Linked DNA regions of Mus musculus: regions 1, 2 and 4 are each linked to region 3. Evidence: chromatin loops called from intact Hi-C (ENCODE). Cell type or tissue: left cerebral cortex. All regions are shown on one strand. Region 1 has its middle 56 kb from the start of Lratd1. Region 2 has its middle 140 kb from the start of Gm35890. Region 3 has its middle 190 kb from the start of Gm35890. Region 4 has its middle 70 kb from the start of Lratd1.

Region 1 (8,000 bases), 230 kb after region 3:
TAAAAAAAAAAAAAAAAAAAAAAAAATCATCAGGAGAGAGGAAGTCACCACTCCATTTTCTCTCCCCCTCTTCATGGGTGTATACTCTACAGTTCTTGTGCTGTCAGTGAGTAGTGGTGAGATAGAGAGAGCAAGCAAGAAGAGAGTGACCACCTTGAGTGCAGGACAACTTTTCTGAAGGAAAAGACATGCATGAACAATAAGGAAAACACAGTAGTATCGTTTCTTGCTTCTCAACTCGGAACATCAAGGCTGTTTCCACTGTTAAGCTGAAGAACATGGGAAAAACCAAAGGTAGTATTGTCATGGGCTCATGGCTTCCAAAGCATTTATGATCAGCAGACAGTAATTAGCTTGTATGTTTTCCAAAGGCAATGTTTAGACAAAGTTCTGTTGCTGAAAAGGGACAATAGTAGAGCATTTAGATCAAAATTTGATTCATTGTCAAACAGAAGGGACTCAGTTTGTCAGGTCAGAAAATCCAGTCCTCTAAATAGCGTGTTCTTGTTTCCCTCATGACCGGTATTCCATGTTTGTTGGCAAGACTGTTTCTCTGATACAACTTTAAGACCTTTTATAGGAACTATGAAGAACAAATTTAGAGATTCTGGGGTTTAGAGAAACCCAATCATGTCAATGTTTTGGTAATGATTATTAAAGTCTGTCTGCTAGGTTGAGTGTAAAATGAGTCCTGGGTGCAAGGCTGGGGAAAAATTTGGGAAGCTATCATAGAAATTTTGGTAAAAGAAGACTATAGTATGTAGACTACATACAGCTGTGGAAAATTAAAGGGTAGTAGAATTGGGCTATACTTTTCAGGAAGCTTCCATGAGTTTTTGATGAATTAGACATAGAGACAGAGAGAAAATCGAGCCAGGCTGAGCAGTGAGTGACTAGAGAGACCACCAGCTTTAACTAGAAAGCCATGGTGGATGGCAGGTTCATAAAGAAAACTGAATGACTCCACTTTACTGAACACAATGGTTTTAGGAGGATAATTAGATAAGCAAATGGAGACAGCAGCTTGATCTATGAATCCTGAACTCAAAAGAGAAATCTGCTGGGAGGTGTATAATTAAGAGTAGCCAGGATATAGGAAAAAAATGTTACTCAAAAAGCCATAAGTCTGGATGAGGTGCCCCAGGTATGTTGGTAGATTGGAAACAGAGGAGCAAGAGCAGTACTGCCTGCAACACCTCAGCATTTAGAAATCAGGCTGGTAGGACATTCAGAAAGACTGGGACAAGGAGTTAGAAGATCATGTAACTACAATATCTTTTACTTTCTTATACTGTAAAACAACAGTTTTAACCTGTGACCTATGACCCATTTGGGGTCAAATGACTCTTTCACAGGAGTTGCCTAAGACCATCAGAAAACAGAGACATTTACATTATGATTCATAACAGTGGCAAAATTATAGTTGTGAAGTTACAATGAAAACAATTTTATGGGTGGGGGTCACCACGACATGAGAAAGTACATTAAAAGTTCACAGAAGGTTCAGAACCACTCGGTAAAGCAACATCTGGCAAGAAAGAGTTTAAGGTAAGGAAACTATCTTTTGGCTCATAACTTGAATGAATAGTCCATCTTGTTGGAACAGGCAGAGTGGTAGTGGCAACTTGCAATTGTGATGTCAGAAAGAGGAGGTTGCCTACTTTTTGCTGACCAAACAGCAAAAAAGGGACAAGACGCAGGGATAGTCCATAAAGTTTAAGCCCAACACTAGAGATCCAGTCTTTTCAAATAGACTTATCTCCCAAGATTCCACAGGCTCCAGAAATAGTGCCACCATCAGTAGACAAAGTGTTTACATAGTTTAGAGTTGTTTTCATCTAAACAATTCATATATTTCAATGTTGATATTATATTTAATATATTGAGAATATATTCAATATATATCAGTATATTCAATATAATCAATATCATAAATAGATGATATTGAGATAGATAGATAGATAGATAGATAGATAGATAGATAGATAGATAGATAGATAGATGATACTGATTATATTATATATTGTCCAGAGACTCAATAAGGCTTGAATTTGGAAGAGTTATTAGCGGTCTAAAATAAAGGAGAAGGTCCTCAATTATGTCAAACTCCCAAACAGAGAACTGATCCTTGAGTTCAGCAATATGAAGGTATTGATAACTGCTGTGTCCACAGGAAAGTTTAATGATAATGGCTTCAAAGGAGAATGGAGAAAACTTTGTGAAGATAGTCACAAAGAAAGAAGCTGTTAAGCAGAAAACCCCAGATACAAAGAATGCAGAAGCATATATTTATTTTCATGTTTAAATTCACATATATAGATAAAGCCAAACATTAAATCATACAGTTAAAGAAAGTACAGGGTGAAGATATATAGACAGAGACTGAATGGCTTACAGTAGAAACTTTGAAAGAAGTATGACATTGACCATGGAAGATTGAAGGGTGTAACAGTGGTCATGAGTGATAAAGGAGTAAAAGTGAATACTGGAGCTAAAATACTGAGAAAAGAGTTATTCATGGCTCAATTATATATTTGGATTTTAAATGATCCGAAATGAAGGCAGGTAAAATGGTAAGGCCCAACCAAGACGTGTTTGGTGCATTTAATAAATAATGTAAGTTGTTGGATGACCTCACAGAGAATCATAGCAGCTGCTAAATGTATGACAAAAGGTACAGGGTTTTTAGGAAAAAACAAAAAACAAAAACCAGAAAGTATTCACGGGGAGTCTAAGAACTGTTCAATTCTAACTCTAAAGCCTGTAATAAGAAAATGCAGGAGACACTGTATAAGGATCTGGTTGGTCATATGAATCTGCAGTTACTTGCTCCACATGTTTAGTGAATGACAGAGAGTAAGTTAGAGTTAAAACTGTATTAACCTGGGTTTAAATCCCATCTCTCCTAATCACTGAGTATAGATGGTTTGGTTGTCTCATAGAACTCCAGGCAGCTGCTCTGCACATGGTGATACTCGCTATGTAGGCGAGATATTATAAAAGAGAATATTCCCACCTGCTGGCCCAAGTCTTGTTTTTTCAGGCATCTCTCACCAGTTGATATACATGTTATTGTGCATTTGATCATTTATTCAAAAATTTATCTGGTCTATTTTATGCTGGCTCTTGTGGAGATCAATAAAGTCTAAGACTTCAAAGCCTCTGATGTTATAGGCCCTCTTTTTGATGATTTTTATCTCCTGGTATGTGTAGGGACATTTACAAAACATGTTACATCTATCACTACATCTGATCTCTATGATGCCATAGCTTTGGACAGAGTTCTGAGAGTGTCTTAGCTATGGTGACAAGTAAACCTGTGACTTAGTCCAAGGTTCCGAGTTCCCAGTCATGGCTCTGGCCTCAGACCACGTAGCTTAACCCTGTATGTTCTAGAACATAAGCTTCTGCCTCAGGCGTTATCCTTTCCCTCATCAATCTAACAGTCCAGTTCAGTTTAGAAAACCCTTGGACAGAATGAGAAAAAGTACTGCTTAACTGCATAGGAATGAGAAAAAAGTACTGCTTAACTGCATAGGAGCAGAGGCTTTATTTGATGAGTTATATTATATTATAGAAATACAAGGTGACCTCTCTTTAATAGACAGGAACTATAGTGTGAGTAGAGAGAGCAAAAACAAATAACAACAAATTAACTAAACAAAACAAAACAAAAAATCCATTGCCTTCTTATCTGTAAAATGCAATCTAGTTACATTCTCTATGGAGTTCTCCTAGGACTCAGATGATGAAATGGAATTCTTAAATTCTATTATCGTTGCAGTGTGTGGTATGTGTATATGTGGGGACATGTGTACTATAGCATGAGTGCAGACATTAGAGTACAAGATGGTGGAATCTGCTCTTTCTTTCCACCTTGATGTTGGCTCCAGGGATCAAATGCAGTTCTGCAAGCTGTTTGCCATCTAGCCAGTCTAGGGTGGAATATTTTGAATTGAGTAGTAATCTGCCAAGGGTACTTCTCAGAGTTACTGACTGTCATGAGAGGCTATCTTCAAGCCCTCGCCATCACCCTTGGTGTAGAGGAACTCTTTGCAGTGGGGTGCTTTTAAGCTGGCATTCCCCCATTTGACCATCGAAGATATTCTATAACGCTTACCATGTAGAAAATTATTTCTCCTAAAGACTGGCTAGTGAAAATGCAAGGCTGACCTCCAGGAAGCCCCTCTGGACACACAACAAAGCAACTGTAAAGATGGGCAGGGTGTCAAAACTACAAGTGAGAACGTGTGGTAGGAGGGTGTGAAGTTAGATGACAGCTGGTGAGACAGGTACCCTTCTCTTCTGGCTTACACCCTTATTATATCAACCACCTCTCCACAGAAGGATTTGAAACAGGAAAACTAAAGTCAGGGGAGTCATTCTTCAGAGAAACTGGGAGAAGAGACTGCCAGGACCTAGCCTTTGCTTTTCCTCTGTCCTCATGACTCTGCCTGGGTTCTTTTAGAAGGCTCCACTATGAACTGATTAAAATCACACAATAAACCTCCACTTCCAAGCTCATTGAAAAGCATTTCATAGGATTCAGCATATAATTCAAGGCATAGGTCTGTAGAATAGGCCACTTGAATATTGTAACCTGTAACCTTTAACAAAGGTGTCTTTTTCTTTTGTCTGTTTTCTTCATAGATAATTTAAATGACTTCAGCTCGTTAGACTGTATTTAACATCTAAAAGTCCTTTTCTTTTATTATCTCGTTTTGTTGTTGTTGTTTGTTTGTTTGTTTGTTTGTTTGTTTTCTGGCTGCCTTTTTGGCTAAGCACAGACCACCAAGTCATTCATGCAGGATGCTGGACAGCAGGGTTGGTATTTGTTCTTTTCTTTCTACATTTCTTCATGTAGAGGATAAATTTAACTTTCTCTTCCAAATACTGTGCTGTGCACAGTTGAGCTTGGCACTTTTGCTGAAAACTATGAGTCATTTTTCATAAACAGGGATTGTCAAAATGCTTGATTCACATTCTAACAACAAATACAGAAAAAGCCCCAAACTGAAAGAGCTCCAAATTTTCAGATGTTCTACAAAGAGAAGGGGGTGGGAAAATAATGGTCTTTGAAGACATGTCTTGGCTTTTTAGTCTTGGTTTTTCCATGTTTGAAATTAGGAGGATAATAGGCATCTAGAGCAGTATAGTCAGTTTCACAAAAATCATTTCAAGGTCATTGTGAGATATTACTTACAGGGATGCCTGATTTTCTACAGCTTCTGAAAATTACACATGTAACTAGTAGTATAGTCTGTTTTATTTTATAAGTTATTAGAGTCTAATGCTTCAAACTAAATTAATTTTTAGGAAAAATATTTCTATACAGTAGCGAATTTTGAATATTTAAAAAGTATCAGTAGAATGGCATCCAACAGTACAGGCAATTTAATAAAACAGACAGACCAGATCCAATGTAATCTGTGATAAGCAATTATATTTTTATTTGGAGGGCATGATTTTTAGGTAAAGGCAATGAGTTTATTGTGTTTCATTTTTGAAATGCATCCAAGTAGACACTGCATGATAGGTACTTAGAAAAGCTAAAGCTTATGTACTGTGTGATTGTGAGGTCACACTTTTCCATGACCATGACAAGTAGAAAGCATAAGTAATGCAGTTCACCAAAACTGGCATGCCATTCAGTAGAACCAGTTGATTTCAGAGAATCCAACTAACCAGAATGTAAGAGCTAATACAAGGGATGTGAGTACAGAGATCAACGATGGCACTTTGAAAGTAACTGAGGTAGACACTGGATGGGAGATTTTCCTATGGAAAGTCATTGATTATGATTCCCAACATTATATTATGAGAAAGGCTCCGTCAACTGCTGGGTTATACATTCTCTGTTTTCCCTTATTCTTCAGAACAGAACCATGACTCGTAGAACATTAGTATGTCCAATTAAAATGTCACCAATCTGAGCCAAATTCTTTTAAGGGGATAGTCACATGACCCATTCTTTTTTCCTCTCACAGGGCAATATTTCATAGTTACAAGAGACAAACAATTCAACCAGGAAATAGAGCATTGACTCATATACAATAACTGGAAGAGGAAATAGACTTTGCAGAGTCAACAGTTCCTTTTTACAAGAGACAAACAATTCAACCAGGAAATAGAGCATTGACTCACATCCAATAACCGGAAGAGGAAATAGACTTTGCAGAGTCAACAGTTCCTTTTTACAGTTGTGAAACAGAACTAAAGAAAAAGTCCTCATTTCCTGAATTATTTTTTTGCAGCTACAGAAATGCAAAGTTATGTACTTGATAGTATGATGTTAGTCTTTGGCAGTTTTCTTTTTAGTTTTCCCGTGTGAAATCTAGATTATGGTTGTTGGTGTTCCCATGGCTAGTGGATTACCATGAAGCATCCTTTAGGACAGAAGTCATGTGTCAAATACTATAGCCAGAGAAACAATAGGGTTAAATGCTTCTGAGAAAATAGCTATTACCAGTCAGGAGCTACCTGGACCTTGAATTTATTTATTTATATATCTATATTTATATTTTTCAATATATATTGAATTGATCAATTCAAGATATATATAATATATGTACATATATTATATATATATATGAATATATGTGTCTGTGTTTTGTGTGTCTGTGTGTCTATCTGTCTGTCTGTCTGTCTGTCTGTCTCTCTTTCTCTCTCTCTCTCTCTCTCTCTCTCTCTCTCTGTATACTTTGCTGAATGTGGCTAAAGCATCAAAACTGATGAATAGTCAGTCATGAATAAATAAAGTGTGAGAAGATAAGGCAATATTTTTCAAATACATTAATGAGACAAGGGCCTTAGACTTGTTCTAGTTCTTCAACTGGAAGTCTATGAGGCTTGGTTGTGGTACCATTCAAATACCCGCCCGTTGAATTTGGGAATTTAATTATTGGTGTTTATTTGGTATTTTGTGGTTTTGCTGTGCATTTTCTCCACAGGAATTCCTTGTGGACGAGAGTTTGTGAATAGCAGAATGAGAACATTTCATTTACTGAGTGTGAGTCCTGTAGCAACTCCAATGCATGATTTGGTGGGATGAAGCTTGCACTCTTCACATCAAAGACAAACCTCAAAGACAAACCAAGTCCTAGAAATTCTACATCGATCGTGGTTGGACTGTAAATAAATAATAGATCTAGAATTCAAACTCACAGATGCATTATTCTGAAATCTGTGGATTAGTTATCTAAACATCTCACTGATAAGCAACAACAAGATCTGTGGATTATTACATAGACACTATATGCCCAATAATATGTCACACTCATTACAATGATGTTTTTACATCCTAAAAATTGTACCATAGATAGTAAAAATGAATGTTACAGGCCATGGGTAATTTGAACAATGTAAAATGGCTGGTTTCTAGCTGAGCTTTGCTTCAAACTCACCTTAGTTCAAGATGCATTCTGTCTATATTAGCAAATATCAGTCTCTACTTGAAAATCTTAGATGCACTCTTCCTGAGCACTGGAGACTAGCCATTGAAATTGAGCCAAACACAGAGACATAGGGGACAGGTGAAATAGCATTTTGTTAAGATGAAGAGAACATGTCCTTGGGTTTTGAGTACAGTTTGTGATGGGAAGCTGTGTGTGTATCTACCTGGTACAGCATGTCATTGGAGGAGAAAATGATAAACAGAGAGGAGCTTGTTTCCCTCTCTGTTTGTCACACTTGACACAGAGCTCTACAGTCTCCTGGGCCTGAAAATATTAGAGAAGACTCAATCTGATGTTCAGAGAAAGATTGTGCTTTTTCTTTTCTTTTCTTTTTTTTTTTTTTTTTTTTTTTTTTTTGGTTTCAGCAAGCTGCTTTTAGAAAAAAGGACCTTCATGGTCTCTCATTTTGCAGTACATTTCTCAGGTTATTCAAGTCATTCAAAGTAAATTTGAAAGCCTGCTTGAACAGTGTAAATAAATAGACACTTATGATAGAGAAAATTCTATGTTTAACTTCAAGAAAACACGATGCTGGGAGGCAGGGAA
Region 2 (8,000 bases), 54 kb before region 3:
ACTTGCCTGCTACTTTAAGGTCCATTATTTAGTGGCTTAACTTCCTTGGTTGCATAGATTTATAATTACCTCACTGCCTGGATTTGAGGATGATATGTGACAATATCAAGCAGTGACTATACTATCTGGCATAGAGGTAGGCTTTGATGAAAGGGAGTTTTCTCCCTGTCTAATGCAGACATCACAGTTGATATTTGAAACAAAGAAACATTAACCTTTGGGGAAAATTTAAATCCACTGGTTGCTGAGCTGGATAACTAAAAGATCACAGGTCTTTGAACTTGACTGTCAAGAACTGCTGAGCTAATCACACTTAGGTCCTCAAACTGATGCCAAGTTCAAGCTGGCTTCCTAGGCATGCTTTATAGGAAATAATCACCAGGATGACCCAAGGCATGCTTAACAAATATGATTTCTCCAGCAAGTCCGTGGGAGCTGGGGTAGTGAGCACATAGGAAGGTAGAACATGGCTTAGGCGTCTTCAAGGCAGCTTTTGTTGTTCGTTTTGATTTTGACTGTGCTTTGTGGATGTGCTCCTATTTCTATGCACATAGCCATAACCCTGTGTGCAAATAGAAAGCAAAGGAAAACATTGAGTGCCCTAATCTGTCACTCTTACATTATTATCTCGAGACAGGGTCTCCTACTGACCTGGAGGAGGCTGGAAGCCAATAAGCCCTAGTAATTCTCACCCCTAGCAGACATCTGTCCTTGATAGTGTTGGGGTGCTTAAGTATGCACACATGCATGCTAAGGTTTATATAGGTTTTGTTATGGTTGGGCCTGGTGCTGTTTGTATTTTGATGCTAATTCCACTTTCCTGGAAGGGATGGGGGACAAGGAGTGAGTCATATGTTCTCAGGTGACATCTTGTGAACCAGTCCCCTAATGAATAAAGGAGCCAATCACTGGGTGAGTAGGAGGGACTTCTGGGTTGGATGGAGGAAGAGAGGAAGCAGGAGAGAGGTCCTTTTGGATGGGATAGTGTAAGGACAAGATGTAGCTATGAGTGTCTCCTGGTTTCAATGGTGGTTCTATCAGGATTCACCACCAGAGGATTAGATTTAATATGGCTTACAAGGTTAGGATTTTAGTTGCTACATCCAGCAATTGAGCTACCATCATTTCTGAACTAAGTTTGTGTTGTGTTGTGTGTTCTAACACACAGCAGCACATCCAGCGGTTCAAGAGAGAAAGGTATGGTGGCAGAGTGTGGGTTTGCCTGAGGTACACCACAGAGTTAATGGGGGATTTGAAGCACAGGGTTGGCTTGGTAATGACCCACCAGAGGGAACCTATCAAGCTGGGTGGAGAGATTTTGGAGTTCTGAGTCAGAGTCTCCAAGAGATAAAAATAGGACGGCCATTGCCCACCAGTGCATGGCCAACCAGGCCACCAGGACAGAGTTGCTGACACAGCACGGGAATGAGCCGGTTCTTCATTTTTTAAAATATTTCCTTTTTTTAAAAAAATTTTAATAGTTATTTTCCTCATTTACATTTCAAATGCTATCCCAAAAGTCCCCTATACCCCCCCCGCCCCCGCCCTGCTCCCCTACCAATTCACTCCCAATTCTTGGCCCTGGCATTCCCCTGTACTGGGGCATATAAAGTTTGCTAGACCAAGGGGCCTCTCTTCCCAATGATGGCCGAATAGGCCATCTTCTGCTACATATGCAGCTAGAGACATGAGCTCTGTGGGTACTGGTTAGTTCATATTGTTGTTCCACCTATATAAGGTTCTAGGTGATTTGAGCTAAAATTTTAATTTATGCTTTCCCAGCAAGTGTTACTATTTACTGAGGCATCTTTTCATCTGTGTGGCTCTGGTTTTCAAAGCTGGAGAGGACTGGAGGATGCGTTATGGTTCATTGTGGTCTCTGAGTGACTTTTCTCCCTTGGATATCTCTGCCTTGCTGTAATGACAAGTTGGAAACATATTCTACCTATATTTCTTTCACATTTTTCTGTCTCCTTCACATTCTTTCTTCTCTGATGTAGTTAAATTGAGGAAAAAACTTGAATTCATGAATAGATGCAAAGTGATATTACTTTAAGCATGAAATCAAGACAGTGACTTTGCAGTGCAAATAAAGAATTTTGACAGTGAGTCCTCTTTCATATAGAGCACCCCAATAAAAACAATGACTTTTCCTGCCTGTAGGAATCCGGGCCAGAGAAAGGATGAATAGCTTCCTTTTCAAGTCTTATGGAGACAAACATGTAAAATTATCCATGTTTAATAAAGTCAATGGCATCCATTAGGCACTGTATTCCACAGGTGTGTTTATGTATTCATTAGGACAGTAGTTAACTTGTAGTGTTCTGATCTATCCCTCTTATGTTCTAGCTTTGAGACTAGGCTGCTGGCCAACAAGCCTAGCAGGCCTTTTGTCCTGTAAATATCTGCTCACTTTAGAGTATTGGGGTATCAAAGCATGGGAACATTCATGCTGCACTTTTACAAGGCTTGTGGGGATTTGAACTAATGGCGCACACCTTTAATCCCAGCACTTCAGAGGCAGAGGCAGGTGGATTTCTGAGTTCCAGGCCATCCTGGTCTACTGTGTGAGTTCCAGGACAGCCAGGGTTACACAGAGAAACCCTGTCTCGAAAAACCAAAAAACAAACAAACAAACAAAAAAATCAACAAAACAAAACAAAAACAAAAAACAAACAATAAAACCCAAAACAAAGAAGTTCTCTTACTTGTACAGCAAGTGTTCTTACCAATGAGCCATCTCCACATCTGCCAGTCAGAGGGCGTGTTTGTCTCCCAGAAAGAGATTTCACATAGTTTTGACAACTTGTCATATAGCTCGCAGGAGACACTGGAGCTGAAACAATAATGCCAGGCAGCACCACAGCTTGACCAGGACCCATTATTGTTGACTTTTATTTAAGCTAAACTTCAGTTAGGGTCCTGAAGATCAACTTTGTTCTTCTCTCCAATGTTCTCACACCAAGTAAATCTTCCTCTGCCTTTCACTTGCTTGCATCGCTGGCCTGCTGAGGATGGGTAACCTGTCCTGCGCAGGGTCTGACCACTGGTAATAGTCACTCCAGTGGTATTAAACTGATGAGACAGGAGATAGAAACTGGCCAGGCAGTTTTAGGGCAGAGACCATGAACATGAGTGGTTCTAATTCTGGTTGTTAACCCAAAGCTGAATATGTCCTTGTGTCTTGTATCTGTCAGTTGGAAGCTCTGATTCCTCACATTTACTTCTCTCTCTCTCTCTCTCTCTCTCTCTCTCTCTCTCTCTCTCTCTCTCTCTCTCTCTCCCTCCCTCTCTCTCTCCCTCTCCCTCTCCCCCTCTCTCTCCTTCTCTTCTCCCTTTAAGTACTCCTGTCAAGCATGTGACCCGAATGGAAGCACCTGAGCATCCTGTAGGTGGATGAACTAGACTGACTACCTCTTTTCTCCATGCACCAACCCACTTGCTACCGTAAGTCCTTTAAAGTCCCTAAACTAACAGCTTGGCAGCATCCCATGTTTGTTGGTGGGGTGCTCTCCTAATGTGTAGGAACTTTGCTTTATTTATTTCTCTTAAGCCCCTACCTATAATCTTGTAGTGGAATGGGTTTCATTCTTTGGGTTTTTGAGACAAATGACCTTGAAAGCACTATTCCAGGTTGGCTTGGTGACCATTATCTCTCCAGAATCTTAGCACCCCAAGTGATGCTCACCTGAGGCAAGAGAGAAAGCCCTAGTTACCTCAGAGACTCCAGTTTTCCTTGCGCATAGAAGACCAGAGTTCTTTATTTGTCACACAGTATGAGCTTTTAGGGTTATCAATGTAGCACAAGCTTTTTAGCCTATGACTAGTGAGAGCGTTTATTTATTTATTTTTCATGTTTTATCTGTTTTACTTTACAACTTCATGTATTTTACCTACATTCACAGGCTATGCTATTCTACATACAACCTCATGCATTTTAAATCTCTACCCAGGGGTATGTGCATCTCTAGTAGTGTCACAAAAAATTGTCAGACTCTCTGGAGGGCCTCTATACAGTGGTGGCATCAAGTTAATTAGTGGTATAATGAGCCATTGGTTATCTTCCAATATATGTACCCCTGACATATGTGAGTTTGGGCTGGTCACTACTTTTACTTCAGTTGCTATAGATGGTAAATTGGAATAGAGATTATTAATCAGTAATTATGTAAAGATGTTTCAGACACTGACTGTGTACAGGAGCTATGGTAATTGCTAGGTGGGGTGATGCATTAATAAATCCAGATGAACCTGAATATTTTCTTTCCAATAGTAAATACTGTGCGATTTAGTGAATCCCATGGCTTGACACTGCAATGAAATCGTGTAGCTTTTAGAAATTAAGGTCCATAGCTACTTTCACAATACATGCAATCATTATTTTCTAATGTTTCTAGCCTCTGGGAGTAAGTCTAGTGTTAATATAGAGATACTGAGAAATTGTATTGTTAGTGGCCCTTTTAGCTCTGCTCACGCTCGGCAGTGAGGAAATAAGTAGCTCTCTGATAACCTGTGTAGTCAGGCTTGCTGCCAGCCTATCTGGTGGCCCTTCATACTGAAGCGTTCAGTGAGTCACTCAGAGTCTCTGATTAGGAACATGACTGGGAGCTTTGCTTTAGAACAGTTCAGTTGATAACTTATGCATGCATTGCAAAGTTTGGAGGGTGAATATGCTAATGGACTCCTGCTGAGAATGAGTAAAGAGGGAGCATGTTGCTCATTAACCATAATAAAACCATAAGGAGACTCAGTCACCTTCTTGCTCCTTCGCTGGAGGAGCAATCCAAGAAGGTAGCTATTGGGAGGCCCCTGGTTTTACTTTTTTGCCCCATTAATTCACTTTATTGACTGTACATCCTGATCACAGCACCCCCTTCTCCTGGCCCTACCTTCCTCCCCCTGCCAAAAACCAGGCTTTTCTAATTCAATATGAGGTTTGCTTGGGGTTGCAAACCACAGGATCAAATCTCTAATTGCAACATCAGCATACATAAGAACCATTTCCCCCCTTAGATTCAGGCTCAGCTGTCATCAGTTGAGCCCTTACTCTATGCCTGAGCCAGGCCTTGCTATGCTGTGTTCTCTATTCCTTTCTTTGGTCCTTGGCTTCTCTGTGTGTTGACCTTCAGCACTGCACAGATGGGACTTGGAGTCCCATAACATCAACAGCAGCTCTTGACACTAGTAAACATGGTACTAAGCGAGGCAGCCAAAACATCGTGACTTTAGTTATAATATCACATCAGAGAAACTTTTGTAAACAAATCATCTCTGCTTTCACCTCAGAGTCTATATTGTAAAATAAGAGATTGAAAACAGAGTTTCTTGAGCCACCATGTCCCAATTTGATGCTCAATGTTTCATGGCTTGGAATATCTGAGAAGCTGCTGGATGGGCTCCCAGTTAGCCTGGGAGAAATGGCAAAGTTGCCAAGTGCAGAAAAGAAGCACTGAAGCTCATCTACCAGCCAGCAGAGTCTGTCCCACTGTGGCTGTGGAGTTTATGTTTGCACACTGAAAAGTAAGTCTACAATGCAGAGACTAGGAGACACAAAAACACTGACGGGAACAGAGATGCTAGATCCGGAGTCAGACAATGGTAATTAGTTTGAAACAGGAGGCCAATTTCCAGGCAAAATCAGCAGAAAGCAACACCAATCAGATCATCTGTCACTATAACAATAAGCATCCAAATTAAGTTTCATCTTCTGGGGAAGTGGGTGATGTCCCGCCGTGGTCAAACAGTGATGTCAAACAGAAGCCATTATGACTTCTGTGCTTCAGGAAGCTTTTCTAAGCCCATCTGCAAACCATACATCTGCTCTCCCTTCCTCCTTTGTGGGAAGGATGTCTGCAAGGAAGCCCAAGGCTGATGGTGAGAAGGGTATAGTGAAGCTTCTTAGAATGTTTTGCGTTTCAATGAGGAGTGTGTGAGTGTGGTGTGAATGGTGTGTGTGTGTGTGTGTGTGTTGTGTGTGTCAAGGAACTCTGAGAAATCCTCCTGGCTCTCCTTGGGAGCACATGTGGGAGTAATCAAAGCATTGCTGAAGCCTGCAGAAGTTCACAGGTACATGCTCTGTCAAAATGAGCAGCTCGAGAGGAGACTCATCCTCCTCTGAGAGGCTTCAGGGGCAACGGTGCAAATTCAACTCATTTGCAAATTCTACATATGGATGGGTTGTCCACAAAGAGTAACTAACCATCTATCAGCCTCTGTGAGGCTCCCTTTGACTTTCATTTGACTGTTGCCTGTCTCAGTTCTTCATGGAGGTTTGAGATATCCCTAGATGACAAACATGGCCTTCCTCCACATTCCTCTAAGAAATCAATGTTTCAGGAGAGAAAAATGTTGTGTCCCCTTTGTTCACAGATGACTATCCAGTGATTCTAAACATTCCTGGGACATAACAGATATTTACGCTTTGTGTAAGGCTTGATATAGTAAAATAAAAAGAAGCTTCAACCAACTCTGGAAGAGTTTGAGGTACAGTACCTATTTATTACAGTGCAGTAGATGAGAGGTAAGAGTGTTGGTCATTCCTGAAGTACATTAGACTTTTATAGAGTGTTATATTCAGTTAAGAGCTGAAGAACAACCTTTTAAAACAGAGTAGGTTCCCAGATAAGGACAGCAGGTATTTTCAGGGTAGTATTAGGGCCGTGGGCTTTTGAAGAGCACTCAGGCAGAAATGAAATCTACTTTGGCCTGGTTTCTTGTTGGCTTTATGACTTTATTGTGAAGCTCCTTTAAGTATGTATAAACAGAGACTGCTAGATAGACCATCAGATAACCTTCAGCATGAGCAAGAGCTTCTAGGCTGTAGCATCTTATGGATCACAAGCCATCTCTTATGGCTGTCCTTGGAGTCCCTCTCTGAAGATGTGAAGGGAAAATGTGGATACCAGAAAAAAATGGAGCTGGAGTGGAGATTGCAAACTTAGTTCCCTATATGCTGGTCCTGTGGGCTGTTGCTTGGTTACCACAGGCATAATGGACAGGATCTTGCCTCATGCTCTGGGGGTGTACTGATGGTGGGCTAGATTTATTGAGTCAAAAATTCTTCAGACTTTTTCTTTAAACATAGAACCAGTTGCCTTCTAAGTCCCCTGCCGCATACTAAAGTTAACCATCTGGCTGTACATTGTAGTATTTTAGGTTGATTTCTAGGCTGTGAGGATTGCTGAGGTCTTTGACATAATTTCTAGAATTGATTCTTGGCATTCTGTACACCTTGGGGTTAATTTAAAAATCTCTAAAAATCCATTTTTTAGGAAATTGCACTTACCTTCTTACAATGAGATGCCTGCAAGATTGGGAGAGTTTACTGTTTCTATGAGGCTCATTGTAGAAGTTCACCTTGGACTGTGTACTTTGAGCCAAGATTACAGGGCTAATCACACTTGGGACATTGTCGATGAGGATACATGAACCAGGGGATGCATTTAGGGAGCAAAATCCATGAAGCCTGGAAGCACAGGGCTTTTTATCCAAGTGTTGGCTCTGCCTTTCTTAGCTGTGATCTTGGAATACTGAATAAAGGTTTTACACAGTAGGCAATGAGTGAATTATTAAAGTATTATGAAGAATGCCTTTTCATGTCTTCTTAAAATAGAGATATGAAAAGATGAGCCATGAAGCAATTGGGAATAGCCAGGAAAATCTGACAGATAAGAAGTAACCGTACAGTAGCCACCAATGCATGTTAACTAGAGAGAAGGTTTAATGCCATAGTTCAACAGCCTTGATCAGAACCCCTGGATATGATGGCATTGATATGATGGCAGTGGGGTGACAAGGCACAGCCCTGCCTTCTATCTGAGTGCATGTAAATGGTATACCCCACCCTTCAAGGACTCCTGGAGACTGCCCTCTGTTTATTATGGGACAGTGTGAGATGAGGATATGAAACAAAGTCTACCTAATAGATATTGTGTGCTTTAAAGGATTTAGGAGCCTCCTGGGATGCTTAGTATACTTTCTGCAAGTAGTAGTGAAAGGCA
Region 3 (8,000 bases):
GAGGGTCTTGTGGGTAGCTTGCAGGTGTGAGCAGACTCCGTGCACAAGCTACCCTATTGCTGGTGGGGACCGGAAGGGCCAATGTTTATTTCTTATTTTGTGGTGTGGGAGATGAAACCCATTATACGTGCTTGATAGATACTCTACCAATGAGATATATCCTCAGGCCCCTAGTCTAAAATTTAAACACTTCAATTTTATTGTAGCTTACCTATCTTGGGTATTGGAAGTCTCATTTGAGGCTAACAATTGTGTGTGTGTGTGTGTTGGTGTGTGTGTGTGTGTGTAGGCAAGTGGTCAACCTTGGAATTACAACACCACATACTGAGTTTTATATGGGGTTTGGGGTTTGAACTCAGCTTCTCATGCTTGCACATAGTAAGGTTTTGACTGAGCCATTGTCCCCAAGCCACAGTAATGGAACATTCTTTTTTTTTCTATAACATTTTTGTAGAAGACATAAAAACCAAGCAAGCAAGCAAGCAAGCAAACAAGCAAGCAAACAAACAAACCCAGTAGCTGATGTGTTGAAATACTTATAAGTAATTTTGAGCCCAATGTCACATGCTAACTTAAAAAATTGTAGTAGCTGTTTCTGAATTTGTGCCTCTTGAACAAAAATTATTCTGAAGTTGTAGAATCATTAAACTAGGGTGGAGACAAGAGTGAGGGCAATCAATATCTCATTACATCTCCCGGGGTTTCCAAAGCAGTGGATATGAGAGAAGAGATGCTCTTAAGAAGAAAGATGGTGCATATAAATGGCTCGGTAAAATAAGTGTTTCCACATTTTACTTAGAAAAAAACCATAGTGTATATTTTAGTGGAGAAAAGTGGATATTTAAATAATTTATCAAACTTCTTTCCCTGGGGAAAATGCAGCGTGATAACGTCTCCATAACTCTCCAGAATGGGCTCCATTTTTAGTTTCCATAAGTAGGAAGCGGCTGGAAGTATGAGAGGCTGAAAAGGCAACAGAGAAAACAAGAGCTTGCATTCAGACGTCCGTTTCCATTTCATCACTGGTGACATAAGCTCGCCACCCTGGCAGCAATGGAGACATTCATGTGATATACTTGTGCCACTGGCCTTGACTATCAGACTACCAGAACAGTGGACCCCCCAAATCAATCGTTTCCCAGGAGTATCATGCAGTGAAGAAAAAAAAAAAAAACATATCAACCTGAAGGGGAACTATCTGCTGGAAAAGAGATTTCACATAGCTCTGACAACTTGTTATATCACTTTGTAGGAGAGACTGTGCTGGGATAATAGGTGGGACCGCACCTTGACAAAGACTGCTTCGTTATAAATACCCTGACTCTTTATTTGGACCTAATCTTAAAATTTTATTACCAAAAGATTGATGTTGGGTTGGGGGAGGGTGTCACTGATCCTCTCTATCCCTCTTCCAAATATGTTTGCATCAAATATATTCCCATTTCTTTTTTTACTCTTGTTTGTTGAACTGACGGGTTAAGAGCAAGTGGTCTTTTGTGACTCCCTGCGCTGTCCGGAGCCAGGTTCTGAGCACAGCAATTCTGGGTCACTGCTAGTAAAATAACATCTGGGCAGTTTCCTTCACAGAGGTCTCCATTTCTGCATGTGGAGGATAATGGGAAAAAGGATACACCCAGGCATTTGATGGTGTTTGATTCCCAAGGCCCCAGCCAGCTATTCCTCTGACTACCACAGAGGCTGCTAAGTGTATCCTTGAATTTCTAGAAGCTTCCAATAGGGGCTTGCAAATCTCTGAGCCTTTTATTTTTGTGTGCATGTATTGTGTGAAGTTTTCTAAAGACGCAGGACCTCTGAGGTAAAATGTTTATACACTGTCCACAGTGTCATCATGTACAGCGAAGGACAGGTGCTTACTGTGGTATGCTGTCCTCCACCTTGTCAATGGTCTGAAGATTCTCCTGACCGTCGGGCCAGTCTGGAGGACCACCACATCCGGGCAGAGGCCCTGCGGGGTCTGGAAGAAAGCAGTGGCTGCTGTAGCTGCTGCAGACCTGATGCGCAGTCACACAGCCCCTGTGTGATGAGTTGTGATTCACATACAACATCTGAGTCAAAAGAAATGGCAAGAGCACTCTGTGGTGCTTTTCTTAGCAGCTAATTGGTTTGTTGTGCTCGGGATGAGCTTCCAGATATATGCTGTGAACCGCCCCCACAATGCTGAGGAAAATGTGTTCTGTGTAGGAGTGTAGGAAGGAGAATGACTAAGGAAAAAATTATATTGCCATGAGAAACAGAATAAAACTGCTCTTTAATTTCAAGCACTATATGATCAAATTTTAAAAGTTGATATTGAGAATATAATGAGCATTGATAGTAGCATCCAGCACAGCGGCTTAGCTGAGTGGAAGCAGGATTTCTAACCCCTTTAAGGGTCAGATCAAACCCCCTCCTTAGAGGTCCTGGAAAGCTGTGTGGGAAATCCCCAGTCATTATACTGTTGCAATTGAGATGGGAAGGCCAATTCCTGTCATCCACACTACGCCATTAGTGATTTCTACAACTACTTTTTCTAGAACCTCTGTGTTGTTTTGTTTTTGTTTGTCTGGTAAAGGAGAGTTGAGGGGTTTGGGGTTTTGTTTATTTGCTTGTTTGCTTTTGTTTTCTTTTCTGTAGCATCTAATTTCTTACCAAAGTAATATTTACATAGTATAACAATCAAAACAGTGCTTCTAGCCCCAAAGTCACACAACAGTTCTTCATTTCCCTCCTTCACCACGCCCTAAGACACTGCTTCCTAGAATGGCTTGTTTCAAGTCTATTGGATACTTGTTTTAGTATTTCTTCCCATATTTCTATATAATATACTCACCACACCGTGCTTTGTCTTTTAAATGACAGCTTGAACATTGGATTTCTTGTGTGAAATAAAGGGTTTAGCACTCACATGCCTCCTCTCTGTGCCTATAGTGCTCAGCCCTGCTCCTCTGTTAGCCGTAGTGTGACACATTCCAGGCTGGTGTTAAATCCACCTTCACTGTTAATCTCTTTAGTCTTATGTAACACTGCTCAGAGAGGATCTATATAATTTTCTATGTGTCTTTTTTTTTTCATACAAGTTTTCAATTTTTCTTTGAGCTCATCATGCCACTCTTCCTTCACTTACTTTGCTATGGAGTGACTGTTAGCCATTCTTAATTCTTAAAGTTTGAGTGGAGTCAAGCATAGTAGCTATGGGTCCCAGCCCTGTTCCAGTTGCCTGCACTCCTGCTCCATTTTAGATTCATCTCTGGCATTGGGGGAACTTACCTTCTATCCATCAGAGTCATACTTTTTGTCTGTTGGATTCACTGTTTTCTGGATCCTACATACTCTTATTGCTTGGTTTACTTTCTTGTGTTTGTGGAACATAAACTTTCTTTTGTTTGTTTGTTTGTTTTGTTTTTTGTTTGTTTGTTTGTTTTGAGTAAGGCATGTCCAAGATTTATTTTTCTAGTCCCCACAAGGCTAAGGGTAGCTTAAGTATAACAGATGAGATAGTCTTAAATTTTGGAATCATGACATACTTTCCCAAGTAATCTTTAGATGCTGGATAAAAGGGAAAATTAGTTTTGAGATGAGTAAAGTCTTTATGGAAAAAGGAATTTGTCACACAGCTCAGTCCCAGTGAAAATAGACCTCCATTCAAGTGCTCCAAATAAACACTTTATTAAAGTAACTACAACTACCTTCTAAGTAATTTTATATCACTAATTCTAGGACTTCCCCCAAACACCAAACTTGAGGATGCTCTGGTTTAATATTTTTATTGTACTTACACATATCTTCTTATATGCTTAAACTCATTTCTATATAATACTTAATGTTATAACTGTGTTATAGCTAGTTGTTATGCTGTATTGGTTATGGAAATGTGATAAGACAAGCAACATGGATAGTAGAGACACATTCTAATGCCACACTCTCCATCACTGACAAGGCAACTTTATTTATTTATTTATTTATTTTTATTTTTTTTTTATAATTTATTATTTATTTATTTATTTATTTATTTTTTCCATTTTTTATTAGGTATTTAACTCATTTACATTTCCAATGCTATACCAAAAGTCCCCCATATCCTCCCACCCCCACTCCCCTGCCCACCCACTCCCCCTTTTTGGCCCTGGTATTCCCCTGTACTGGGGCATATAAAGTTGACAAGGCAACTTTAGAACATTATTTTAACCTGGGGATTTTTGAAGCCAAGGCAATAGAGCCCATAGATACAGAGGTCAATAGTATCTACTGATTTTTAAACAAATTTAAGGGATATTGTAAAGACTAGCAGTTTTGAGCCAGAATTTACACACCCAGCTTGAAGGGGAGAGGTGAGAAAAGTATTGGGAGAAGTAGCTGTGTTGGAATCAAGGAAGAGGCATGTTCTAGAGAAGACAATGACACCTGCAACTGCAGGAGCTGCCACAAGGAGGGGGACAGGGTTTAGAACATCTCATTTCTTGTGTTTTCTTGATTTCCTGTTACCACTTCTTCCCATTAGCAATATCAATGGGATGTGGTTCAGCAAGAGAGTCTGGGTTAACAGTTTATGGAGGCAAAGTATGAGTAGCATAGAGATGGCAGACAAAGTGTCCTACTTCCTCCAGTATTTACAGGACATCTAAGTGTACACCCCATGGAAAAGTGATAGGCTGAAATACATAGTTTTTGAAAGAAGTAAGACACCAAGCAAACCTATACTGGAATCACTGGCCATCTGAAAAAACATTACAAAAACTATTAAGAAAAATAGTTTAGATAAATATTTGCATTAATAATATAAAAACAAACAATAGCAGAAGGGGTGTGTATGTCTGAATGTGTTTTTCTGAGAAAGGTTAAAAATATATAACAACTTTAGAAGTTTGTTGAAGGAAAAGAGAAAAAAATGCTTATAAATAAAGGGGAAAGGCTGATAGCTGCCTGGAGGAATGTAAGTTCCATGCAGCTCCATGATTTTAAGAACATGAGAGCAGGAAAACAAAGAATTTACCTATTGTAAAAACAAGTAAAAGAAGAATAATGATCAATAATTAAAAAAAACAAAGAAACAAACAAAAATAACCACTGTAAGAAAGCAATGATTTCATAGGTGAGTTTTGTCTCCCCTTTAGAGTGCTAATGATCATAATGCTGATTATATGATGTTGGACTTTAAAAGACTCCTTGAATTTATACTGACACTGGAAGGAAATATCAGTCCAATTCTACAGGGGCAGAATGTAGGTTTAATGTAATGATGGTTAAGTGATTTCCCCAGAAGTTATAACTTGGAGACTGTGTTTGGGCTGACCTTACCTGGTTCTGAGTCCAGTGCTTTTCATACCACACATTTGACTCTTGCTCCCATGATAATTTTAGATAGATATTTGAGTAAAAGTAGATAGAGCTCAAGGTTTTGTTAAATCGAGTAGCCATGGTTTTCTCTGGCTTCCCTCCAGACCTGAATTCCAGGTGAGAATTGTCGTCTGAATGAAGGGAGGGGTGTAGGCATGGGAATGGGGCTCCAGGCTCTGGTTAGTCTGACATGTTCACCAGGCATGACTTTTTGGACAGCTTCCTTTGCTCTTCCACACTCAATTTCTTATTTATTAAGTAACAATGACATTGTAAATTTCATAGATAATTCTGAGAGTTCAGTAAAGTTATGGTGGTAAAGCATTTGGCGAAAATGTTTGTTTAACAACTGTCAATATTTGGGCATTCTTTGTCTTTGAATTTGAATGATTTATTCTCCCTACAACAAAATAGTTATCTCAAGGCATTTCATATTACTTTTAAATGAAAGGAAATAGATAATTAAAACATGCTTCTATTAACCAAATTACTTTAATTTTAGCAAAAAAGGAGAGAAACAAAACCATTTCAAAGCACTGGTATGTGGCGGTGGGGGACAGAGGGAGTGGGCTCTACAGGCAAGGACAAGGATCTGCTACTGATCTTCACCCTGCTTTAAAGCATTTTTTATCTTAGTCGTTTCCCTTTTACCTCTATATTTGATTTCTATCAAAACAACTCTCAGGAATATTTTCTCCATCTGGTTTATCTGAGTTTAGAATAGGGACTCCTGTGCCCCATGCCCAGTCCTCTGTTTTGTCCACTAATCCACTCTACTGTTTTACTTCTCTCTTCTGCTTTCTGTGGACAATTGACAAAAGATACAGATGTGGTATATTTATGCTAATACAGCTATTTTAAGACTCCTCTTTTCCCTCAGCTTCAAATCTCTTAGGAAGCTAGATGGCATACAAGACGGAAATAATTTTTCTGGAAATTAGTAGTACTAATCCTCTTATTCTAAAAAAGATTTGCTACTAATAATCTCTTTCATTTACCAATGGATATTTTTGAAGCTGAAGTCTAAGGCAATTTACACTTTAATTTTTGTGCCTGCTATTCTAAGAGAATATGATTATCACTACCATTAATAAGTTTTTAATGTCAGCAAAATAATTTTCAAGTTCCTATAGATGATACATAGGTAATACTCTTAGCAACAAAAAGTGCTTAACATTGCTAAGTAAAGCTAAAACTTAGGAGATATGCCATATGCTAAGCATTATATGTTTTTGTTCTGAGGCCATTTGCTGGTATTGAGAGAGAATTTTTTTGCTGTGTGCAAGATATGGAAATTTATGTCTTACATCATGATACATTCAACTTACTTGGCTAAAAATCTTTCATTATCTCTTTTGTAAAATGATTCTTTAGGCTCTAGAGAACAAAATACAAAATCTTTAGAAAGTATGAATAAAGGATAAGTCTTTCTTTTCATGGTCTATTCAAATGAGGGGAAATGAGTCAGAAAAGATAGGTATTAGCACCCACAAACACAAGGTTTCCTGAGGACAAAATGCCTGGAATTTCTTAAGGACACTGTATTAGGAGTATAACATATAAATTGCTCAAAGCAGTTAGATATTTAAGAGGATACCATGGAATGATTTTAACATACTTAGAATACATGTAATCGAGCATACACATATTAGATGATTATTTTATAGCCTCTCTCTCTCTGTTCCCTCTCCCTCCCAGTGTGTGTGTGTGTGTGTGTGTGTGTGTGTGTGTGTGTATGTGTGTGTGTGGTTTCCCCAGTGAAATGCCTCTTAAACTCATTGTTCAGAGGTGGGGTAGTAGCCCCATAGGTAAAATCATTGTCTTCAACCTTGAAGACCAGAGTTTGATTTCCTAGAGGTGTTTTGGCTCATACTTAGAATTCCAGCCCAGGAGAGGCAGAGATAAGGGGCATCTGGAGCTTTGCCAAATAGCTAGTTCTAAGCCAATGAGAGACCCTATCTCAAAAAATAATGTAGGGGCTACAGGATGGCTTGGTGGCTAAAAGCATGCACTATTCTTTCAGAAATCCTAAATTCAATTTTCAGCACTCATGTGGGTGGCTCACATGCTGTAACTCCAGCTGCAGTAACTCTGATGCCTCTGGACTCCAAGGGGTTTGATACTCACATGCACCACATACTCCCCACACACACATACATACATACATACATACATACATACATATGCATATAAACCACATTTTAAATAAAAATTTTAAGGACAAAGCCAAAGAATGTAGACAGCACTGGAGTGATGGCAGCTGAAGTCATCTTCTGGCTTTTATACTAATTCACAAATTAACAGTCAAGTTGGTATCATATATACATCTTCCTTACGGTCTGTCCTGCAAAGGGATTTTCATAATCTCAATTAGAAAACCCAAAAGTATTCTATTATACAAATAGTAGAAGACACAAGACACTTGGAAGACCTGTTTTAAATCAGTTCTAAGTTATTCTGTTGCTGTGATTTAAAAAAATTTTTTTGACAAAAAACATCTTAGAGGACAAAGAGATTTATTTGCCAGTAGGACAAAATGGCAGCCCACAGATTGGGAAATGATCTTCACCAACCCTACATCTGACAGAGGGCTAATATCCAAAATGTACAGAGAATTTAAGAAATTAGACACCAACAACCCAATTAAAAATGAGGTACAGAACTAA
Region 4 (8,000 bases), 220 kb after region 3:
GATGTCAGCACCTCTCCTAAATGTGCTGGCACTTGAGTGTTCTCCAGCTCTGCTGGTAAATAACATGGGGTAGTTTGTATTTTCTCTGATGTTTCTTCTGTTTCCCATCTGCATGCTTGTTGGTGGTAAGCCTTGTTCAGTTGTATTAAAGAGGAAGCTAAGCACATATTTTATAATATACATCACTGTATAGATATGCCACTTGTAACATGAAATCAAGTTGATTAGTTAAATCATTCCAGAATCACTTCATTCTCAACGTGACGTTTTCTGTCAGTTTTTGATAGACTTGTAGCTGATTTTTTTTCATAAAATATCAGTAGACTGACATTTCATTAAAAACACTAATACATTGTCAACTTTAAGACTTTCTTCCAAATTAAGTTCATCTTATAGAAGGCTTGTCTATTTGTTGGTGGAAACTGCTTGAATAACAATGTTTTCTACGTGCTTTTTCTTAAGGTTGTGATTTATGGTTTTTCTCACTGAAACACTTGATAGATACTATTATCTAGTAACCCAGAGGCATAAGTATCAAGCTTACAGGTAAATGTGATGTCACAGTGATCGCCTGGGCAACAGCATCCATGATAAAACTGGAATTATATGATCCATTTTGACACCAGAAATTAAAATTTAAAAGGTGTACATGATGTAATTAGTTAACATATTATTTCAGAAAAAATAGAATATTTCCAACTCTTTAAGATCACCACATCACTGAGGATTTTCATTCATTTATTTACCTTTCAATTTTGACTTGGGTTCATTTGTTGGAGTGTTCTTTTGAATCATATGACACACTCACTACCAACAGGTATCTCTCAGATTCAACTACTTCTTTGAGAGTCACAGAATATTTCACTTCTCCTCAGACATTGCCATGAATCCAGTCACATGCCAGATCTTAACTGCAGTAAAGGTTGGGAGATATGGGCTGTGGTGTGCTCAAGGATAGTAGAAGTAAATGATGTCACTGGCCCATAGAGGCTAAAATTTGCCTAAGTTGTTAAACAAGTAAATATGAGAGGATAAAATAGTGATTGAGATATCATCCACTAGAATTATAATTTTTCTTCAATCTTAACCTCATTTTTGTTTGTTTGTTTGTTTAAAGATTTATTGTTTTATGTATATGTTATGTCTTTGTGTATGTATGCACTTTCACCCAAGGCACTCAGAAGAGAATATTAAATTATACAGAGGTTGAATTATAGACATTTGTGCCACCAAGCGGTCATGAGTTCAATCCTTGGGACACATACTATGTAAGGATAAAATTAACTTCTGCAAGTTGTTTTCTGAACTCCACTCGTGCACTTTACCATGGCACATACCCATCCACACAATATATATCCTCACAGATATATTAATTTAAAATATAATTAGTTTTTTCAAAGAAACTAGAAGATAGTTTAATAGTTGAATACCCAATGCTCTATCAGATTTTAGCATCTGTAAGGGGTGAATCACAAATATAGAAATGATACCAGCTTATAAAGTAAGGTCCTGATACAAGGATCATGTGATACACCAAAATATATGAAAATATACTTTGTAACACGTCCGGTACATAGTCCCATACAATACTATTTCAGAGCTCTACAACTTTTTGGAACATTACAAATGTACTCTTCTCCTATGCGAATGGGAGCCATTGGTGAAGACTTTACTGTGAGCTTCATTTTATCTGTGTGTGGCTTCATTTTATACACATTCCTAATAATCATATGAGGAAAGCTTTAAGACCAACTGCATGGCACAGATAAGAAATTGGACTTGGAGAGGTTAAACATTCAGATTGCTTACCTATTACTTTGAGGGTTATTCACAGCTCTACTTATTCTTTTTCTTGCTGGGCTTCAGCTGACCAGCCCATACCTTACTGGCCCCTGAGAAATAAATTTTGTAATATGCCTAATCCCTACCACTGCACTGGATGCTTGAAGAACTCAAGAGTATTCTAAGTATCTATTGTTTTATTAACTGACAAAGCAGAATGGAATAGGAAACAATTTTTTACAATCTTTCTTAAGCATGAATATGCTTAATTGTTTCTTATGATCTTCTGATAGAAAGCTAGCCACATTTCTGTTTAGAGAACAGTTCCTTCAGATCTTATCTCCACCAATCAGTTCAGCTTTACCTCTTTCTGAGTCTGCCTCATTCAGCTAAATTACTGGTTGCCCTTAACATAGTTCCCTATCTCTGCACCTGCTGTGAGGCCATCTTCTTCCATCTACCATAAAACAGGTCCTTCAGGACCCTTATCTCTCCAAGGCTCAGCTGATAATCCCTACACTGCTAAAGTCCTTTACCACACCATACTCAATCCCATGAAGAATTTCATCACAGAAGTTACCTATTTGTTTTGTCTCCTCGCTTGAGGAGGTAAATTTGAATGAATTTGCTTATGTAACAGTAGAAACTGGCAATTAGTTAACATTCTAACTAGTTTCAATTAATAAGTGGGTTTGCTTTCTGAGACCTCCACTCTGCCTACCACATAGTTTGGTTAACCAATTCATGTTCTCCGTGTTGTCCAGGTATAATTCCTGTGAGCTCTCTTGGCCCAGACCATTAAATATTAAATTTCACCTGCAGAGACTTCATGCTGAACTCACCACTGGTTCCCATCTGCCACTGTTCCTTAGTCAGCAGAGTACTGGATTGCTGGTGGCTGATCTTCACTCCAGCCCTATGGCTATTCAGCTGGACTCCTTGCTGCCTCTCAGTGTGTGACACATAAACCTCTGTGGCACATAGCACTAACTTCAACCTTACAGTTCTCTCAAATACTATCCTATCCTCTTTGAACATGCCCATCTCTTCACATCTCTTTTGAAGAGCTTTCTTTTTCTAAAGAATGTTGACGGTTTTAGAGTACATTACAATTTATAAAAATTGCTCTGTCTGATCAAAAAGAAATTTTGTGAATTATCATGATTGGTGTCTTGATTGTAGGGACTGATACCTTTCAAACAGTGTCAAACAATACATCATGATAGTGGGGGTCTCAGAAGAGTAGCCTGAAAATGTATTTAATGAATATTTGCTGAGTGATAAACTATGAAAATCACTAGGCTCTGTGCAATAGGGACTAAAAAGATGATTGAGTTCCAAGGTCTAGTATTCTAGTAAGAGGTGATAAACACACAGTACAGGGATAAGAGTAGTAATAAAGACAGTCAGTTTTGAGTGTCTGTAGTATGTCATATACTTTGATTTGTTTAATGTGATTTTCATTTTGATTCTTATGTTTCTTTGAGGTAGGCAATGCCATTCCATTCTTAGGTTTAAAAAATTCCAAGTTTTAGAGATAGTTTAGAGACTTTCTCCACCTTCTGTAGCTAAGTTCATGACTATGGCTGCTGGCTTCCAAGTGTCTGCTCTTCTTATTGTACTTCAGTGTTTAGAATAAAGATAAACATGTCAGTATAAATGCGTGATGAAAGAGAGAAATGAACAGAAAGTTTTGTTCCTGAGAATATAATTTAGGATTTACTCCAGAGCTTGATACAAGGATAGCATTAAATAGGGGAGGATGGGAGGAGAGCTAGAAAGAAAAGCACCAGGTAAAGAAAGCAGCCTGTGCTCTAGTGTGGGTGTGCAGAGGAAGAAATGACTAATCACATATGAAAAAGTCCAGAAAGGTAGGTAGGAGGTGGACCCATGAGTGGATAAATATAGACTTGAGCAACTCTAGGTGTTAATGTAAAACAGTGGTTCTCAACCTTCCTAATGCTGAGACCCTTTAATATAGTTCCTCATGTTTGGGGACCCCCAACCATAAAATTATTTTCATTGCTCCTTCATAATTGCAATTTTGCTACTATTATGAATCATAGTATATATATATATATATATATATATATATATATATATATATATATATATATATATATTCTGATGGTCTTAGGTGATCCCTATGGAAGGGTCATGCAAACCACCACAGAAGAGTCACAGCACACAGGATGAGAACCATTGATGGAGACTAAACCAGAAAAATGGGGGTCATTGACTTTTGGTAGTGATGGAATAAAATGGCCTAGGACAGTGATTCTATAAAATTCTTATATCTGGAAAGCTGAGATAGAATATAGACAAACACTAATGCATACCACCACCACTGTCATGTGAACAGACAAACACAAGGGTAAGCATCTGGGGAAGAAAAGTCAATGAGTTTTGTTCAGGGCATAAATACTGGTTGCTTGATTTTTCACTGTTTATACATGGGAATTGGCCAATATTAGGGACTCGTGTGTGCTGGCAATGTGCAATTCAAGGTGTGTCATGGTACTCTGCTCTGTTCTCCTCTTCCTTTACATGGAACAGAATGAAAAATAAATAATAAATGTCATCTCAAGGTTGAAATATAACTTGGTCCTTTTCCTCCTCCAGTGTTTTAAAAAGGTACAAGGCTGTACAGAGATTACAATCATGATAAGCAGGGCTGGGGCTGCTCTTAACTCGACAGAAGGAACTGAGATTTATGAACTCCTAGTTAGGTCCTTAAAGTAAAATGAGGAGCCTGTAATCCCCATCTGTCAAGATTAAGGAAGAATAATTTAGTTTTCCTCTTAAAATCTGTAATGATTCCTTTTCACCTTTCCCCTCTTATATCACTGAAGTGCAATATCCCTACACTGGGTTAATAATGGGATGAGGCACAGATAAATTGAAGCCTGACTCTTTGTTTTGAATTCTGCATATAAAGGTTGATGATGAAATACATTTCTAAAATCCTTCTTGATACTTCAAAGATGAACAAATGGTGTTGGTGTCTCATTTAAGTTCTAAGAAAAAAATCGTGTTGACTTAAATCATTATGATCTATACCTACTCTGTGTCAGGATAATCACAGTTTCTCAGATGGTTTGGAAACATTGTCAAGGTCATGGTAACAAACAAACAAACAAACAAACAGCAACAACAACAACAAAAAGGATGAACCTATCCACCAAACTTAAACAGTGATAGTTGGGACTCCATCCCAGATCTGATGCCAGAGTTTTAGAAATCTGGACTGTTCTTTTGTTCAGTGTATACATTCACAGATGGCTACTGAGAACCTTCGGACTCTGGCTTCCAGTCAAACCAAGGATTGCTGGCTGGCTACCCAGTGGCCAGGGCCAGGAGTTTGCTAAGGGAATAAACTGCCTAGTCAGCGCAACAAAGGGTAGGTGGGTGTGAGTGTGGGTGCCTGTGTGGAAGATTTTTCTGTACTCTCATCCTGCAGTAGGCTGTGGTCCTGCTTGTACAATTTTTCCCCCAGAGTCTATTTTGTGAAATATAATTGAAATCGAAACACCAGTGATTTTTAATCATACTCTCAATTTATATCTCATGTAACCATATGCCAGTGTTCTCAGAGTGTTACAGGGATATGAATTATGTTGAAATTGGATTAGGCAAATACACATTTTCCTTAAAAAATAGATACCCAGAGCAGTAATTTAATTCCACCAACTCTAAAGATTCTCTCAGAAATGCCCTGTGTATCTTATCAGCAGCTCATTGTGAAATTTCTTCTCGGCTATTTCTTTTCATTTCTTTCTAGAATCCAATGTATTTAACAAACATTAGTAGCCATATGAAGTCAATTTATATCAAAATGATCCCTAAATTTAAGGAAATCAGGTCTTTCAAAGGAAGTCATTAGAGTTCTTTTTCCAATTCTTCAGTTTGGGAGAAGCAAAACAAAATGCAATTAAGGGTTCTTTCTCTTCGCAGTAGATACATTAAGCTGCATCATGACTTGAGTGTTTAAACAGTTATTAGGTAGATCAGAGCTGCAGATTCCAATAGGTTGTAAGACAGGCATTACCTTAGTGTATATAATAACCTTGTACTTTGCTGAGGGTACTATTGTGGCAAACAATACATTTTCCTGGAATGATTTCCTGATACTAATAAATGCACAGATTTAAACATACATCTGGAATTTTTTAATGATTAGATTACAGTTCTATTGCAAGCAACTCTCCAGATTGCTTCAATATTAATTCTAAAGTGACACTGTTGTACAACTGTGGCTTCTAGCACCAGATGGCCCTGTTGTATCCTAGCCCAATGAATGTCTCCTCCCTGAGTACTGGGGTCTTCCCACCTCAATTTAGCTTCCTAAAATCTCTCCCCCCCCCCCCAGATTTGCTTAGAGACCCATCTCCTGGGAGAGTCTGAGGCTCATCCATGTGACAGTCAATATTAGCCATTACAGTAACTGCATATGGATTTTGGATTTGACCAAGATACTTTTATTTCACTCCTTAAATTAAAACTTTTTTTTTAGCCCTTCTACTCTACTTCAAAATGGATCCACATATTTCTGGTCTTCCCTGCTCATTTCTATTGACTCAAAAATCTCTCACAGTCTCACAAGGGATCTCATGCAGTGAAAAATGTCAACATAGCCAAAGCCAGAGTGTATTAAATACCTTACTCCTGTCTCTGCCACCCTGGTGGATATGAAGACACCATTGTTGGCCACAAGTGCCTGACTATTCTCCAATCCCCAAAGCCTAAGGGCTGAGTCTGTGTGTGACATGTGTGTCTTCTTTGTGGAGGCTGGTTGGTGCGGTGAGCCTCATGTAGGTTGGAAGCATAGGAAATTGTTTGCCTATTCACAGACTCTACCTCAAACTTCTTTACACTCCAAAATAGCTCTTCTTCTATGCTTGAAAAGCTTCAAGCATTCAGGATCACATTTACTCTTCATGGCTGGTCCCTCCTCTTATTTCAAAACATGTCTTCCTCTCAGAGTTTTCCTTCTCTCCTTCCTTAGCCTTATGGGAGAGCTCTGTGAAAATTCTCTGTCCATAGCCACATAAAATCATGACTGTTGAGCCAGGAAGTGATGAAATTTGGTAAAAAGCAATCTGAATTTGTTGTTTGGCTTTGAGTTTTATGGGTAGAGAAGAAACTCAGTCTAGCATAGAGAACATGACAGCCTAGAAATCTGAGTCAGGCTATAATGTCGGTTGTAGTAGGAACAGGTGGCCAAAGATAGTCAGCTCACCTTGGGGAGCAGACATGAAGGGACAAAAGGATGAGGAAAGAGTTTTCCTCCATCACACAAGGAACTCCCAACATTGGTGTGAGTCCTGGCTCTGCCCTTCCTTTTCTTTCTTTTTCTCTTCCTCTTCTTTTTCCTTTTCCTCTTCTCCTTCCCCTCCTTCCTCCCCCTCTCCCCTTCACTCCACTCCTCTTTCTCCTCATGCCAATTTTCTTCTCCATCCTTCTTTTCCTTACCCTATATCTTCTTTCACTTTTTCCTTTTAGTACTGAAAGTGTAGATTTATTAAAATGAGAGCAAAAGTACAACATACACTCCACAGGATGAGAACAGGCTCAAGCAAACACATGACTCAAGATCCAGTTTTTATTTCTGGTGCTCACCTCTTACCTATTGTACTTCTATCTGATCCCACAAACTCTTTTCTAAATATCGCTGGGAAATATCTAGTAATTAACTTTTTCACACTCCAAATCCTAAACGAGGACATGAAAGAGAATTTATATATTTTGAATAGACTCAGACATCGACTCAAAAATTATAAGCCATGCTAATTAAAGAATAAGACTTTCATAACCTCTTTGGGAAATCCTTTCAAGTTACACACACACACACACACACACACACTATATATATATATATAAAATGTGTGCTATTCTCATTGAAAAGGAGGTAGAAAAAAAATGCTTCTACATGTAAAATATAAGCCCACAGATTCACCCGTATACCACATGCATAAAAGCAGTAGATTATCTCCACAGATAAGAACTCTCTGTGTGTACTGTGTACATCAGGAAAATATTCCCTAAGAAGGAACTATATGATATAATTGTTCCCCAGAGACATGCCTGACAACAGATTGCTTAGGCTCAGGTATTTATGAAAGGGTGTAACATACATGGCATTTACAGATTTTGACCCTCTATCAAGGTCTTCCCTCTTCTTGAAATGCAGAACAACTGCATAAAAAGAAATTAACTAT

What was found. Peaks named below come from ENCODE experiments on the same cell type or tissue, not always from the same donor. Only the 100,000 strongest peaks of a DNase experiment are listed, where the experiment ranks them.
Region 1: a loop joins it to region 3, with 2.7 times the contacts of the local background. A loop is called at or near these places in 3 of 42 quality-filtered maps.
Region 2: a loop joins it to region 3, with 2.3 times the contacts of the local background. A loop is called at or near these places in 2 of 42 quality-filtered maps.
Region 4: it touches region 3 in a loop (3-fold over the local background); 3 of 42 quality-filtered maps call a loop at or near these places.

Annotation. Positions count from the first base shown.
Region 1 is chr12:14,092,224-14,100,223 of GRCm38, forward strand. No RefSeq gene overlaps it. Among named protein-coding and RNA genes, the nearest start is that of Lratd1, 56 kb to the right of the region's middle. In left cerebral cortex, no CTCF peak of the experiment used is centred here; a DNase peak (open chromatin) is centred at 4,937.
Region 2 is chr12:13,804,901-13,812,900 of GRCm38, forward strand. No RefSeq gene overlaps it. Among named protein-coding and RNA genes, the nearest start is that of Gm35890, 140 kb to the left of the region's middle. In left cerebral cortex, no CTCF peak of the experiment used is centred here; DNase peaks (open chromatin) are centred at 4,578, 5,436 and 6,977.
Region 3 is chr12:13,859,332-13,867,331 of GRCm38, forward strand. No RefSeq gene overlaps it. Among named protein-coding and RNA genes, the nearest start is that of Gm35890, 190 kb to the left of the region's middle. In left cerebral cortex, CTCF peaks have their summits at 1,956 and 4,414; DNase peaks (open chromatin) are centred at 947, 1,682, 2,141 and 2,897; H3K27ac peaks cover 1,213 bases.
Region 4 is chr12:14,077,843-14,085,842 of GRCm38, forward strand. No RefSeq gene overlaps it. Among named protein-coding and RNA genes, the nearest start is that of Lratd1, 70 kb to the right of the region's middle. In left cerebral cortex, no CTCF peak of the experiment used is centred here; DNase peaks (open chromatin) are centred at 3,621 and 5,155.